Linked DNA regions of Homo sapiens: region 2 is linked to region 1. A link is a loop called in an ENCODE intact Hi-C map of the cell type or tissue named here. Cell type or tissue: mammary epithelial cell. All regions are shown on one strand.

Region 1 (8,000 bases):
GTCAGAGTTCTCTTTCCGTTTCAAAAACTGGCAAATTGACTTGCAAATACCAGAGTCTCCTGAATAGGTTGCGTCTGTTCAAAGACTCTTGTGACCCCATCAAGTTCTCAGCCACTGGCAGTTAAAATGGATATCGACCAGTAGGGATGGGTGGGCCCCCCAGCGATGGGGAGGGTAAATTACCCAACTGAATTGATTCTTACGTGCACCTGGTGAGGGGATGATGACGATGATAATAATGAAGATGATGATGGTGATAGTGGTGGTGACATTTACCCTCAATTGAGTTCATTTAAAAAAATATATCATTTAAACTTTGCAACCATAGCAGATAGAAATTACTTAACCCACTTTGCTGTAGCTCAGAGCAGTCAAGAAGGTTAACTGCCTGAAGGTTTCAAAACTGACATTAAAAGCAAAGATAGTGCTTGCTGCTCTCTGCCACTTGCCTCTGTGCTTTTTTTTTTTTACAAAACAGTTTTATAATTTACAACGATACAGTTCTCCCATTTGAAGTCTACAATTCATTGTTTTGGTGTATTGGTGCAACCATCACCACAATCTAAGAGTCGAACATTTTCATCATCCCATAAAGAAGCCCCTTACAAACTAGCTGTCACTTCTTACTTTCCTCCAGCCCCTTCTCCCGGCCCCTGGCAATCGTTAATTACCTTTTTCTTTGCAGATTTACCTATTCTGAACTTAGAAATGGAACCATATATGTTGGTTTTTGGTGACTGGCTTCTTTCATTTAGTATAATGTTTTCAAGGTCATCCGTGTTGTACCATGTATCAGTATTTCAACCCTTTTTATTACCAAATAATATTTCATAGTATGGACATACCATGTTTCATATATCCATTCATCAGTTGATGAACATTTGAATTGTTTCTACTTTGGGGCCATTATGAACAATGCTACTAGGGACTTTTGTGGGTGTATGTTTTCATTATTTTATTGGGTGTTTACTTAGGAGTGCAGTTGCTGGATCTTATGGCAACTCTATAACTTAACATTTTGAAGAAGTGTCAAAAGGTTTTCCAAAGTCACTCTACCATTTTATATTCCCAGCTCCCTCCACGGGTTTCATCTCTGTTTTCTTTCTTTAAACAAGGAATTGGCAAACTATGGCCCATGGGCCAAATCCAGCACACTGTCTGTTCTTATGAATAAAGTTTTATTGGAATGGAGATATAGCCATTTGCCTGTGTATTCTCTATGGCTGTGTTCGAACAATAATGGCTGAGCTGAGCAGCTGCAAATGAGACTCTGAGGCCAAAAAGCCTAAAATAGATACCCTCTGACCCTTTACAGAAAACATTTGCCAACCCCTGCTTTAAACCTCTTTTGCCTTCATGTTGGGTCATTGCCATTGTTGTCTTTCTAGGGAAGCAGCCAGGTCAGTGCCCATGTAAGGAAGGTTATACAGGAGAAAAATGTGATCGCTGCCAACTTGGCTATAAGGATTACCCGACCTGTGTCTCCTGTGGGTGCAACCCAGTGGGCAGTGCCAGTGATGAGCCCTGCACAGGGCCCTGTGTTTGTAAGGTAAGTGGGGAGGTCAGAGACACCCCTGAGCTTCCTTTGAGCTTCTCTGGAAAAGGAGTGTTTTCCATTGGCTCCAATGATCAGTTCTTGAGCAAAGTGGTAAGGTTTAAGCAGAACTCCCCTTGCCCCTTCTCTCCAAGCCACACCGAGTTGGCTGTATTATATATGCTTGGACTCACATGGGCATCTGGCTTCTTTTTTTGTACCTCTGGTAATGGTGATATATTCCAGAGGCATTTCTGTGACTTCTTAGAGGACACCAAACACTGCATACCTTTATATTCCCACCTCCTCTGTGGGCCTCATCTCTGTTTTCTTTCTTTAAACCAGGACTTGGTAAACTATGGCTCGTGGGCCAAATCTGACACACTGCCTGTTTTGTGAATAAAGTTTTATTGGAACAGAGCTGTATCCATTTGCTTATGTATTTTCTATGACTATGTTCAACCAATAAAGGCTGAGTTGAGTAGTTGCAAAAGAGATGCTGTTGACCCCTAGCTTAATTCTATGGTATTCTTTTCCAGCTTTGTATTCGGAAGAGAACCAGATTAACATTAAATTTCTGAGAACACCAATTAAACGCAGATATGCTATTTTGAGTGTCTGTTAAAAAGGAGTTGAATAGTCATAAGAAATGCATTAATATGGTGCCAGTGAGGGGTTTTATTTGGCCTTACAATATTAATAACAATTTCTTCATAATTCATAGGACATTCCATTGTACCTATGTGCTTATTCCCACCTGTGCAGTCTTAGGCACATGTTATATACTACTGGAAATAATCTTGAGCATTTATGAATAAGAGAAAATTCTATAGCTCTCTTCAGATTTTGAAATGCTGGAAAGATCAGTAAAAAAATGAAAAATTTAAAACAAAACAAAACAATTTAAATGGAATGACCGAGTTCTAAGATCTCCAGCCTTGTTCTTGAGTACAAAATCAAATTATATATAATTCAAAATCTCTATTCTGGAAATATTGACTTTATGAGGCCTCACCTTTACTTTGGACGTTTATTCACCTGTCTCTGTGGATCACCGAACACCTATCTTGTTAATGTCATTTTATTCTCTCTGGACAGACACATTGGTTTCAAAAGCTAATCTTTTACCCTAACTTACAGGAAAACGTTGAGGGGAAGGCCTGTGATCGCTGCAAGCCAGGATTCTATAACTTGAAGGAAAAAAACCCCCGGGGCTGCTCCGAGTGCTTCTGCTTTGGCGTTTCTGATGTCTGCAGCAGCCTCTCTTGGCCTGTTGGTCAGGTGGGAGGCGCCATCTGCGCGGCGGGATTTAATGAGCAGGTCGTATTGCACAAGCTTGGCACGAGCTGTGTGAGGAGGAAATGAGGATGACTTCCCGTGACACCACTCTCATCGCTATGCAATGATACTGACGTGGGTCAAAGGCAGCCGTCTGCCTCTCAAGATTCTTTATAGGTCATGTGCTTACTCCCACACACATTTCTCTATGGAAAAAACAGGATGATGTGGCACTAGAGAACACGTCTTGTTTCAATTTCTTCTGTGGGGAAATGGATTGGGTGGGGAGGTCGGCTCTCCCTCCGCCCGCCCCTGCTGCTCTCAGGCCTGGGAGCCCAGAGGGCCGTGGGGCCATGGGGATTTTCCAGCTCAAAGACGCTAAGGAGTAGGAGGCCCTCCAGTGGCGAGGGTGGGAACAGCGGCACGTGGTGCAGGGTTTAGGAATGCAGGCCAAGTTGTTTCCGGAACAGGGAGTTCTGGGGTGATGGGTTCAACAGGGGTGTCCAGTGGTGGCTAGGAGAGGTGGAGATGGTGTGATGGCTGCAGGCAAGGGAGGAGCTGCTCGGTAGGGACTTACCCAGCAGTGACTGCTGTGGACACCACGCTGGGGGGAGTACCATCACCTCTATGTCGGTGACGCATTGGGAGTATAAGATCTAGAGGTTATCTTTGTACATTTTTCAACATTTGGGTAAAAAGCAGGGGGCAACGAAGAAGAGGGAGTCAGACTTAGCAAGAGACATTTTGCTGAATGCATTTATGATGTTCTTTGTTGTTTTAAATCTAAAATCTATACCCATGGCCTTTATGGTTTTGCTCATTTATTTGCTTATACTGGATCTGGATTTGGAGTAGTGAGACTTGTTCTCAGGTCCTCCTGGTCCTTTACAAGTGGAAGGGTCAAGGGTCATGAGGTTCAGCAGCCACAGGTGTTATGTTAATGCCATCCCTAGAGAAGCTTTCTGGCCCATTTCTTCATTGTGAAAATATTACTGCTGCACTGGGTGAAATCTAAGGTAAGTTCTATTTCATACTTCAAAATTCTTGAATTTGTTTTTAAGGTAAACAGTATGTCCGGGTGGCTGGTCACCGACTTGATCAGTCCCAGGAAGATCCCGTCTCAGCAAGATGCACTAGGCGGGCGCCATCAGGTCAGCATCAACAACACCGCGGTCATGCAGAGACTGGCTCCCAAGTACTACTGGGCAGCCCCCGAGGCCTACCTTGGAAATAAGGTGCGTGTGACCCTGCAGGTAGCGATGTCTCAGATGAAGATCTCAGGGAACACTGAGAAAGAACTTGCGCTGCCTGCATTTTAGGTAGTCTCATAGGGCACCTGAGTGTTGGACAGCATTTCATAGCCTGTACTTGCATCTGATGATACAAAGAAGGTTTTCTAGCCTTGTTAGACTTTATGTTGTATTATTCAAATAAGAACTTCTGCTCTTCTGGTCTGGTTCCTGAGCAGTGTGTTTGGTGAAGTCTCATCCCCGTCTCTGAGATAAACTTTCTGGGTCCCTGGATCACTTGTTTATGAAGTGTTCCTCACATTCCCGCTTTGTTTAGTTTGCCATAGGCTCAGCTTAGAGCCTCCATGGCTTAGTGGAGGGCCTGGCATACAAGAAACAACCCAGGGAAGGTTCCAGCAATGGGACTGCTGTGCTGCTCCCTCACTTTGAGTACCGTGGCAGGCTGTGCTCATCTGAAGCTCACATTTAGGAACAGATGGAATACTTTCTGCTTTTGTTATATTTCAAGAAAATGCAAACTGGTGATTCTGCAATGTGGAGGTTGGTTTGTAGGCTTGGGCCTTCCTTGCAATGATGTGTTCCCATTCCCCCCTCCCCACTTATGCCGCATCTCTCCAGATTCTGATTGATACGAAAATTTATTCCCGAGAATGCATCTCAATTATTATAGCTCCCTGCTTACCTTCCCGGGTTTTTGGTTTTGTTTTGTTTTAAAGTAATGGCATACAGGCATGCTAGTGTAGTCTTGTAGCTTGGTACGCTTCTATTTAATTTGATGATATTTTCATTTTAAAACTTGTTTTGTATATTTTTAAGGAGTATTTATTTTTGAAAATTATTTTTTTCTCAAATTATAATCCTAGAACATGTGCTCTATTGATATGATTTTATCAACAGAGTTCAATGATTTTTTTTTCTCTTGATATCACTTCTCCAATTTTATGGTGCAAAGTTGGGTTCTGAACAATATATTGCTGTCATATACCCATCAGAAAGAAAATCTTAATTTTATATTGAAGGACATCTAATCAGAAGAAACACCTTTAGTCCTTTCTCTAACTAGCAAATCAGACATATTCTTTGTTGTCCTATGAGGAGGATGCTGAAATGAAAATGTGGAGATTGTAGACATGGGTCAAACTCCTCATCCCCTAAATTACTTAACCGAAGTAAATATCTATTGTGTGATTAACAAAAGTTTATAGTAATTTGCCTTGTGGTCTCTAACAAAGAGTACATTTTTCTTCTGTGCTTTCAAACAGTGTCCTGCATGTTGGTAATATTGATTAACCAAAATGTTTATGAATATACTCCCCTTTCACTGCCTTTAATGTGAATTTCCTTGTCTGTCATGGTCAAGGGGATAGTTGTAGCCTAGTTGTTTGCAGATGGATCCCAGTGACCACTTCCTCTTACTTGATTGTTGCTGTGATTGTCTTCCCCTTTCGTGTTCATTCTCGCTTAAACATTTCAGCTGACTGCGTTTGGCGGATTCCTGAAATACACGGTGTCCTACGATATTCCGGTAGAGACGGTAGACAGTAACCTCATGTCGCATGCTGACGTCATCATTAAGGTGATTGTTTTTGCTTTGATTCTGCTATAGAGCTTAGGGCTTAGTGGGCTGATAGTTTATGACTGAAAGTTACTAGGTGAGGACATCCCAGCAAGGAGCTGGTGGCCAGGTGGCCATTCAGTAGACCCTGGACTTGCGTGGGGACTACTGAGATGGTGAGTGTGAGAATCTGTCTTTGAGCCCATTTCTGGAGTTGCCTCAGGACAGCACCCGCCACTCTTCTCTTCATCTCCAGGGTGTACCCATCTTTTCACATTTAAAAAGAAAGGGAGCTGGGCTTGGTGGCTCATGCTTATAATGTAAGTGCTTTGGGAGGCTGAGACAGGAGGATTGTTTGAAGCCAGGAGTTTGAGACCAGTCTGGGCAACATAGTGAGACCCCCGTCTCTCAAAAAATATTAGCCAGGCACCGTGGCACGTGCCTGTAATCCCAGGTACTCGGGAGGGTGAGGCAGGAGGATGGCTTGAGCCCAGGAGTTCAAGGTTATAGTGAGCTGTGATTGCACCACTGCACTCCAACCTGGGTGACAGAGAGAGAGCCTATCTCAAAAAAAAAAAAATTTTAAGTAAAAAGGAGACAAATTTTTGCTCTGACCTTGAATCTTCTTTTTGAAGTCTCTTCTTCCCTGTGCCACTTTGCCTCTCAGATGAATGGATTAGGCAGTACTTGGCGGTCTGAGGACAGTAGACGTGTTGCCATACTTGTCCTCAGCCTCTGTCCCTATCCCCACATCCTCAGTCTCCATAAAAAGATCCAGCTCAGTCAGGAGGACTCCCCAAGTGGTAATGTCCCAGGGTCTGGGGCATGTCTGGGCAGAAACCACTCCAGGTTCTTGTCTCTCATGTCCTTTCACCTGGAGCTATCTTCACCTCCATCTCCAGCCTGACCAATTGCAGACCGCACACGGTAAATCACTTTTGTGAACAGCAACTTGATGAAAAGCTGGAGCTATGTTTACATACTTTTTCTACTTCTGTACTTTAGTTAAAGATTAGAGGTGTCAGATGGGTTGCTTTGATAAAAGCTGTGGGCAACTGCACGACTTTCTTTCTTTTCCAAGATCCCAGCGAAGTACACAGGCTTTCAGTTTATTACCAGAACCCCTCTAAAAATAATACAATGAAACACCTTTTCTCTGATAATTCTGGGCCAAGAGCTGTACACACCATTACACGTTTGCCACAAGAAGCTAGGCACGAATGAAAAACCACGTTGCTGAATACAAAATTTGATTTTATTTTTATTTTATCATTAAATTGAATGACAAATATATTTTCTCTTGTTTTTAAATGTTAGGGAAACGGACTCACTTTAAGCACACAGGCTGAGGGTCTGTCATTGCAGCCTTATGAAGAGTACCTAAACGTGGTTAGACTTGTGCCTGAAAACTTCCAAGATTTTCACAGCAAAAGGCAGATTGATCGTGACCAGCTGATGACTGTCCTTGCCAATGTGACACATCTTTTGATCAGAGCCAACTACAATTCTGCAAAAATGGCTCTTTACAGGTATGTATTGAAAATGGAGGAAAAACTTACGGTGAAGGTACTTCCATTTTATGTTTGTTTATTCATATATATTTAAAGCTCAACGTATTTTACATTCATTATATTAAGGACACAGCTACAGGATCTGGCTGTCTTAAGAATTATTAAGTTTATAAATGTAATTTTATTGAAAACGTAAGAACAGTTATCCACATCAAGTGTATCCAGTAGAAGACAGACTTGACATTAGGATGAGAAACTTTCAAAGGGGGTTTCTGGGAAATGCACGATGAGTTAGCGATTGTCTGGACCATGTTGCACCTGGTTCTCACCATCCTAATGTTAATGGTCTTAGCTTTTACTCAGTCCATTTAAGTGAACGTATCCATCGTTGGTCATTTGATTACTTTCGGGAGGACAATTTCTGGCAATGCCGTGCCAAGCATAAAAGTTGTATGCAGCTAGGCTGGGCATGGTGGCTCACACCTGTAATCCCAGCACTTTGGGAGGCCGAGGCAGGTGGATTGCATGAGGTCAGGAGTTTGAGACCAGCCTGGCCAACATGGTGAAACCCCATCTCTACTAAAAATACAAAAAATTAGCCAGGCATGGTGGCGCATGCCTGTAGTCCCAGCTATTCAGGAGGCTGAGGCATGAGAATCATTTGAACCCAGGAGGTGCACGTTGCAGTGAGCTGAGGTTAAGGCACTGCACTCCAGCTGGGGCAGCACAACGAGACTTTGTCTCAAAAAAAAAAAGTTGTATGCATCTAACACAAACATAGCATGACACATTTAAGGGTAATCTTTCTATTTGTGATAATTGAATGGATTAATTTTTCTGAGGTGCTTCAACTCCAAATAGGCAACACCAGA
Region 2 (8,000 bases), 120 kb after region 1:
GAAAATGGAGAGAGTGCTTTATTAAAATTGCAAGGATCAAGAGGCATATGTGTTTTTAACCTTAAAACACTACAAAATGAAGGGCTAACTTGTACAGTGGGATGGAGTGAATGATATGGGCATCTGTTAAGATGCCATCTGTAACCAGGCTCTGCAGAATGTGTGCTGGCAGCCTTTGTGGTAGAGCAGCCCAGTTCACAAAGTGCTGTCACTGTGGGGATGAGACTGTGGGGATGGGTGGGTGGTGAAGGCATGGCAGATCTAACCTCTTGACTGAAGCAGAGGGACCCTGCTGTGCAGCAATGGGAGAGGAAAAAGGACAAAGTAGGTTGGGCCTGATCATGGAGAGCCCAGGGGAATTACCCCATGCCCATTTCCAGTCGGCCCCTGCTCCAAGCGACCCACTTTTCTAATGTATATCTCCATAGATTAGTTTTTCCTGCTGTTGAATTTCATGTAAGTGGAATCATGCATTGTTAAAGAAAAATTATTCATGACACTCATTAAAGATGATAAGGCAGATTTTAACATGGGGGACCTCCATAATGGGGTTTTGCAGTAGGGAAGAAAGGTTTGGCTCCACTCTGAACACAACAAGGACAACTGGGGGTTTCTAGCCAAGGAGCAGGGTGGGGCTCAGTGGATGGAAAGTTACTAAGAGGAAACATCAAAGCTAGGGAGGTTTTTGTTAGAGGAGCTCAACAGGATCTTTGCTCAAGGCAGGCCAGTATGGGAAGATATGAAGAGTGGGGGGTGTGGAATTTGATCAGATAACAATGGTGGGGGATTTTCGATAAACTGACCCAACAAGATTGTAACTCACCTAAATGAACCAAGGACAGTCTAAAGTTTAAGCTTTGAGGGCTTAGAGGGCCTCACTGGAGTTAGGTCAAAGAAAACCTTTGTCAGTATGGACTCATGTTTGACTTTTTGCATGCAACATGTTTTTGAAATTCATATTGTTGCATGTGCTCTAAATTCATTTTATTTTATTGTTGAGTAGTACTCCGTTATATGAATTAACCAAGTGTATTTAACCCTTTTCCAAGTTTTGTGTGTTATGAATAAAACTTCAGTGGACATTCTTGCACAAGTATTTGTGTGGATGTGTTTTAATTTCTCTTGGGTAATATCTTAGGAGTTGATTTCTAGGTTATAGGGTAGGTACATGGTTATGTTTATACTATATTGCCAGTTTTCCAAAGTAGTTCTGCTACTTTATACTCCCAACAGCAATGTATGAGAACGCCAGTTGTTGTATTCCTTGCCAACACTTGGTATTATGTCTCTTTTTAATGTTGAGCATGGTTTTTTTTTTTTTTTTTTTTTTTCTGGAGACCGAGTCTCGCTCTGTCACCCAGGCTGGAGTGCAGTGGTGCAATCTCGGCTCACTGCAACCTCTGCCTCCCGGATTGAAGTGATTCTCCTGCCTCGGCCTCCCAAGTAGCTGGGACTACAGGCACCCACCACCACGCCCAGCTAATTTTTTGTGTTTTTAGTAGAGACGAGGTTTCACCATGTTAGCCAAGATGGTCTTGATCTCCTGACCTTGTGATGCACCTGCCTCAGCCTCCCAAAGTGCTGGGATTACAGGCATGAGCCACCGTGCCCAGCCAATGTTGAGTATTCTTGTGGTTGCATAGTGCTATCACCTGGTGGTTTAATTTGCATTTCTCTGATGACTGATGATGTTGAGTATCTTTTTATGCATGTTGTCTATTTCTATACTTTTGTGAAGTGTTCAAGTCTTTTGTCCATTAAAAAATTATCTTTTTAAAATCAGTGATTTGTTAGAGTTCTTTACATATTCTGTGAATTATACACACACACACACACAAACACACACATTCTTCACCTAATCTATAGCTTTCCTTTAACAGTTTATTGACTGAGCAAAAATATTAAATTGTATGGATCCAATTTATCAATGATTTCCTTCTATGGCTAAGGTTTTTGTGGTCCTATTGTAGTGACACAGAACTGTGTGGTAGAGAAGCCTGTTTCCAATGTCTAAGGAAATGGAGCTCAGGACTATAGCAAAGCTCACTGCTATGCAGTGATAGAAATGTTATGCAAATGCAGAGCAACTACCGAAAATGAGCTGTATGTGTTATATAACATAAAAGGTCATAAATAAGATGTCATTGCCTGGAAGACTATGCAAGTGATTGTTAGTTGGCAAAATTCAGATAAATTTTTCAAAGGTGTCCCCTCCCATGTATCCCTTTCCAACTTCTTTCTGGTCAGAGAAGGTGTAATTTACTGCTGGGAAGAAGAGAGAAATGTGTCTAATAGAGCCTCCAGCTTCCCTGGAGCTCCTGATTCTTTTCCATCTGCTGTGTGCTTTGCTGTCAAACAACATTTTGTAGATGTCTTTGGAACTGAGATAATGCCAGCAGGGTTCCAAGTTGATCTAGTGGAAGAGATTGCAACCCAGCTCAGGGCCAGAACCTTCCAGGATGGCCAGAAGGGGACAGCAGGCATTTCCTAGTCAAGAAGGTAGGAATAGATAACCTCCTAAATATGCCCTTGAAGCCATCAATTAACTAGGAATGACAGCTTTCTTAGCTATGGAACAGAAAAAATACCAGTAACAGGGCAGGAAATATTACCATAGGATGACAATTGCCATTACTCTTCCAAACCTAGCATTTGGATCCGCCAAGAAAGAGAAAGGATAGAGATAGTGCATGGGGTGCATGGGCTTAGTTATCATTCAGGGCCATTCTGTGCCAAAGTCAGGAGCTATATCCAGGGAAGTAAATTAACCCTATGGGATGAAGCTGTTTGTGCGGGGTTTGTGAACAAAAGTCGTTTGAAAAGGAATTTGGAGGAAAGAGGCTTATTCCAGTGAACAGTTTGCAAACCTGGGAGATACAGCCTTAAAGGAAGGTACATTCCAAAGTACAAAGGGAGGGCTCTGGTTTTATAGTGACAGTGCCTGCCCAGGTGCCCAATCATGTTCATTTATGCAAATAAAAGATTCAAACTTGCCTAGTTGTGATTGGTCAATACAGCTGAGCTCTGGTTGATTGGTTGATACAGCTGAGATCTCCTTGGCTGGTTCAGGTGAGCGCAGCGTGTGGCAAAGTACAGCAGAAGTGCGGGTGGTCTGGGGACTCAGGGTGACCTCTAGTCAACTGCAGATGGCTGCGTGGCTCTATTCAAAATGTAGGCCCAGCTGGCCATCTGGGTGCCTCTTGAAGGAGTGGCTCTTTAGGGTTCACCTTTGTTTACAGGTGTCAGAAACGAAGAGACTCAAGAAAAGACTGCCTGCCCTACTCACCTTGACTGAGCGCTGACGAAGACCACGGGGCCCTCTGCGCTGCAAGGGCGGAGGTGGCCCAGAAGCCCGCAGTGCCCACGTGCAGGACCCAGGGTAGGGGGTGAGGCCGGACGATGGCACCCGCCCCGCTGGTTCCCAGCCACACAGGGAGGCAAAGCAAAGGCAGCCCGCGGGCGGATGGAGCTGCAGGGGCCGAGCGTCGGCAAGCCCAGGACGGCCTGGCGCAGGGTTGCGGGCGCCCGACCTCCAGCGTGGCCCGCGGATGCAAGACAAAGCTTTAAAGCCTCCGGCCGCACAGCCACCCACTAGTCCCCAGGTATGAGGACGGTCTGAAGAACCTCTCTCTCCTCTGCCTGCTGAAGAGTTCCAAGACAAGTAAGGCAACAGCAAGGACGACACAACCACACACCGCCACAACCACACGCCACCACCACCACACACTACCACAACCACACCACACACCTCCACAACCACACACCACCAACCCCACACTGCCACAACCACACACAACCACACACCACCACCACACACCAGAACCACACACAACCACACATAACCACAACCACACAACACCACAACCACAACCACACACCAGCACCACAACACACAACCACAACCTCCCTCTGAGCTGCTCAGGCTGCTTTAACCAACCAGTTTGGAATCCAATCAAAATCCTCTGCTGCCGTCTAGCGACGAATACCGGGAAAGCAGAATATATAGTAAGAAAGCTGTTTAAGAGGCAAAAAGTGATCGTCTAAAGGTTTGCAAGTGCAAGCCAGAAGAACCTGGTCATCCTGTGTTCATGACAGTGCCTTGAACTGGGTCACCCCGCACTTGCTAAGGGGCTGGTGTGGGATGTGACAAGAAGAAAGTCGTCAAGGGGACTCCAAGATTTCTGACTTGAGAAACTGAAAAAGCCACTGTTAACTGAGATTTTTTTTTTTTTTAATGTGGGTGGAACGGATTTGGGCATAAAGATTTAAAAATCCAGTTTGAAACGTGCTAAATTGGAATGTTTAAAAGGGAATACTTGCTAAACTGAGCAATAATTATGCTGTCTCCAGGTTAGCACGCGTCCCCTTTTAGGTCAAAGGATACAGAGTAGCAAGTATGTAGGAGGAACAAATCAAAAGATCTAATGAACAACATCGGGACTGTCGTTTCTATAGTGTGTTGTGTTAAGGATTTTTGCAAAATCAGTAGATCATAGCTGCTCTTGCCACAAGGCGGAAAAACGGAAAAATGGAAAAACGGGTAACTATGTGAGATGATGGATATATTAATCTGTTGTACTCTAGTAACCATTTCACTAGATACATAATATCGTGTTGAACACCTTAAATATACACCACCAGATTTATTTTTTAAAATAAAAATGAAACATGGCTTGAAAACCAAAAAAATTAGCTGTACTATAATTTGATATGTTAAACATTGTCATGCTGTTATTTGATGTAACTACGCCCATAATTCCCAGGATAAAAATATTGGAGTCGTATTAAGATTACTTGGACATTAAGTAATTGGATTGGTCAAGAGGTGAAAGGGAGATTACTGTCCCATAGAAAAAGTCAAATGCTGGTTCTCATATATATATCACTTTGCATATTTGTATGTTAAGTGGATTGAACCTACATCACATGGTGGAAGGACTGCATAAAAGGTTAACATAATCTTTTCTCTATCTCTGTGAAAATCTAACTGCAGGCTGTCTACCTCCTTTCCCCTGGGAACCTGGTGACATGAAATGTTTGCTTGAGAGCATTGCTTTTAGGAAAAGAATGGCCGATCTTAGGATGTATCTTTTCAAACTATGGTCTTTGTAACCTTTCTGTCCTGAAACAGAAAAGACTTCTCCTCAACTGGTTGGGTAGCGCAATGTATTGACATAGAGTTCTGGTTCTAGCTCCGGTAGGCACAGAAAGACCACCGAGATTAACTCCCCAGACTCATCCCTCTGTAAACTGCTGAGGACAACAACTGTGCTTGGCCCTGCCTTACTCCCGGAAGTGCACTTTGAAATCTCTGCATGACATCACAGCGTGTTCAAAAGATGAACAAGTGACTGCTATTTGGTGTTGTGACCAAGGAAACTCTCCAGACTTGTAAATTCATATTCTTCTTCAAATAGAGGTGGCTAAGAATAGCATCCCGGGATTCTTTATCATTTATGAATCCTTTTGCTTACAACCGTTGGCAAAATGGCGTGGGGTGACGTTAACTTGTCAAATTAATGTAGAGGGATGCTAACTGTTTATGCGCAGCATATTTTGTGCTTATCATCTGCATCACTAAATCATACTTCATGAATGATTTCATTACTGAGTCAAGAGTTGTAGGGTTAGAAATACTGTAACTGATCATGTAATTGACAACAGAATAACTGTGGATTACTTGTTAGAACTGGATCATGTTGGTAACCATTTGCAAAATAGCTGTTGTTGAAACCGAACTGTTACTGTTCGAAAACAAAAAGTTGCAGCATTGAAAGATTTATGGAAGCAGAAAATAGCTTCCACAACCCTGTTAGGCAATAGATTTTTAGATTGGAGAATTGGCGGACTATTACTGATGGGTATGGTAGTACCGATTTTGGTACTTATACATGCAGATTGTTATGTGATTGGATTGGTGCCCTGGGGTGGTGGAGTCTACACTGTAGCACAGGCTTGCACCTGCACAGTGATAAAAATGTTACGAGATGGAAGAGCAAAGCTCAGAATGAATTATCATTAGGTACAAGTTCATAAACACATTGTAAGAGTACACATACGGTAAAATCTTTCAAAATCATACCCCTACCAATTCTCCTCACTGCTTACCCCCGTCTGTAGGTATTGAGAGAAAGTATGATTTATGGTGGCAGAGATAAATGACATATCCAAGGGCCCTGCGTTGCCCCAACTCCTGATTCTCTTCCATCTGTTTGCATGTGTTGTTGTCAAAGAAATAATATTTTGAAGAGAACTTTGGAATTGAGAAGATGTCTTGCAACGTTGTCTGAGGAATATTACTTACTTCAAAGTCATAAAGATAACCTCCCCAGTCTTCTTCTGGAAGACTATACTTTTAGCTTTCACATTAAAGCCTGTGATCTAACTTGCATATATTGTACTTTTGTGAAATAGAAGTCCAGGTTCATCATGGTTTTTTTTTTTCCCAAAGGGATGTCCCGGTGTATTAGTCAGAGTACTCCAGAGAGAACCAATCATATATATGGGAAGGGATTTATTCAGGGGAATTGGCTCCCAAAATCAACGAGAGGTGGAAAATTCCCACCATAGGGGAATCTGCAAGCTGAAGACCAGAGAAACCCATAGCTCGGCTCATTCTGGAAGCAGCCCCAAGTCTGAGACCTAAAGTCTGAGAGCCCCTCGGGAGTCTTGTGGTGCAAGTCACAGAGTCCAAACCTGAAGAACCTGGAGTCTGGTAGGGCAGAAGGAAAAAAGGCATCTGTCTCTGGAAGGGAGAGAGAGAACAGAGAGGAGACAGCAGAGAATTCCCCTTTCTTCCACCTGTTTGTCCCAGCCAAACCTCCAGCCCATTGAATTGTGCCCACCCATATTGAGGGTGGGGCTTCTCTCAGTTCACTGACTCACAGGCGAGTCTCCTCTAGAAACAGCCTAACAGAAATACCCAGAGACAGTGCATCACCAGGCAACTAGGCATTCCTCAGTCCAGTCAACCTGACACCTAAAGTTAATCATCACACCCGGGAATCACAGCACTGTATTTTAAAGAGAATTTCCATTCCCCACTGAATTGCCTTGGCAGTTTGTGAAAAATCAACTATGTATGTATGCGTCTATTTCTTAACTCTAGTCTGTTCCAGTGATCCTTCTGCTTATCCTTACACCAATACCACACTGTACTGATAACTGTAGCTTTGTAATAAGTCTGGAAACAAGTAATATAAGTCCTTCAAATTTATCGTACTTTCTCAAGACTCTTTGATTATTCTAAGTCCTTTGAATTTCCGTATGCATTTTAAAATCAGCTTCTCAATTTCTACAACAAAAAAAGACTCCTGGAATTCTGATTTGGATTTCGTTGTGTCTACAGGTCCATTTGGGGGAGAATGCATGCCTTAACAACATTGAATATTGCAATACAGGAACGTGGACTATCCTTCCATTTACTGAGTTCATATTTAATTTCCCTTGGCAATGTTTGTAGTTTTCAGTAATTAGGCCCTGCTTATCTTGCTCTAAATTTATTTTTCTATATTTTATATTTGTTGATGCTATTGTAAGTGGTATTGCTTTTATAATTTTCTTTCCCAGCTGTCTTTATAGCTAATACATGGAACACAACTGATTTTTGTGATTGACCTTGTGCCTTGTGAAGCTGCTAAATGTACTTATTACTTCTAGTAATTGTAACTATTGATTACTTATGGCTTTCTTTACATAATCATATAGTCATATCATCTGCAAATTAAACAGTTTCATACTTCTTCCTTTCAACACTTTTTGCCTTTTCTTTTTCTTGACTTACAGCGCTAGATAGGATCTCCTGTACAGTGTTAAATAAAAATAGGAAAAACAGACACTCTTACCTTATTTGTTATCTCAGGGCACGTTTATTCAATCTTGGCACTACTGAATAATTCTTCTTTTTTTTTTTTTTTGACAGAGTCTTGCTCTTTCTTCCAGGCTAGAGTACAGTGGTGCCACCTTGGCACACTGCAACCTCCGCCTCCTGGGTTCAAGTG

Evidence for each region. A loop is a pair of places that touch in the nucleus more often than their neighbours do. Peaks named below come from ENCODE experiments on the same cell type or tissue, not always from the same donor. Only the 100,000 strongest peaks of a DNase experiment are listed, where the experiment ranks them.
Region 2: it touches region 1 in a loop (8-fold over the local background); 20 of 110 quality-filtered maps call a loop at or near these places.

Annotation. Positions count from the first base shown.
Region 1 is chr18:7,033,625-7,041,624 of GRCh38, reverse strand. It overlaps LAMA1 (laminin subunit alpha 1), which reads left to right. Exons shown (of 63, transcript NM_005559.4): 10 at 1,389-1,549; 11 at 2,675-2,815; 12 at 3,874-4,047; 13 at 5,537-5,638; 14 at 6,935-7,146. Among named protein-coding and RNA genes, the nearest start is that of LAMA1, 80 kb to the left of the region's middle. RefSeq lists enhancers at 2,523-3,023, 3,021-3,315, 2,279-3,478, 3,024-3,524, 5,738-6,937. In mammary epithelial cell, a CTCF peak has its summit at 3,222; a DNase peak (open chromatin) is centred at 2,994; H3K4me3 peaks cover 527 bases; H3K27ac peaks cover 2,712 bases.
Region 2 is chr18:6,916,172-6,924,171 of GRCh38, reverse strand. No RefSeq gene overlaps it. Among named protein-coding and RNA genes, the nearest start is that of LINC00668, 9.7 kb to the left of the region's middle. In mammary epithelial cell, a CTCF peak has its summit at 3,967; DNase peaks (open chromatin) are centred at 3,951 and 6,901.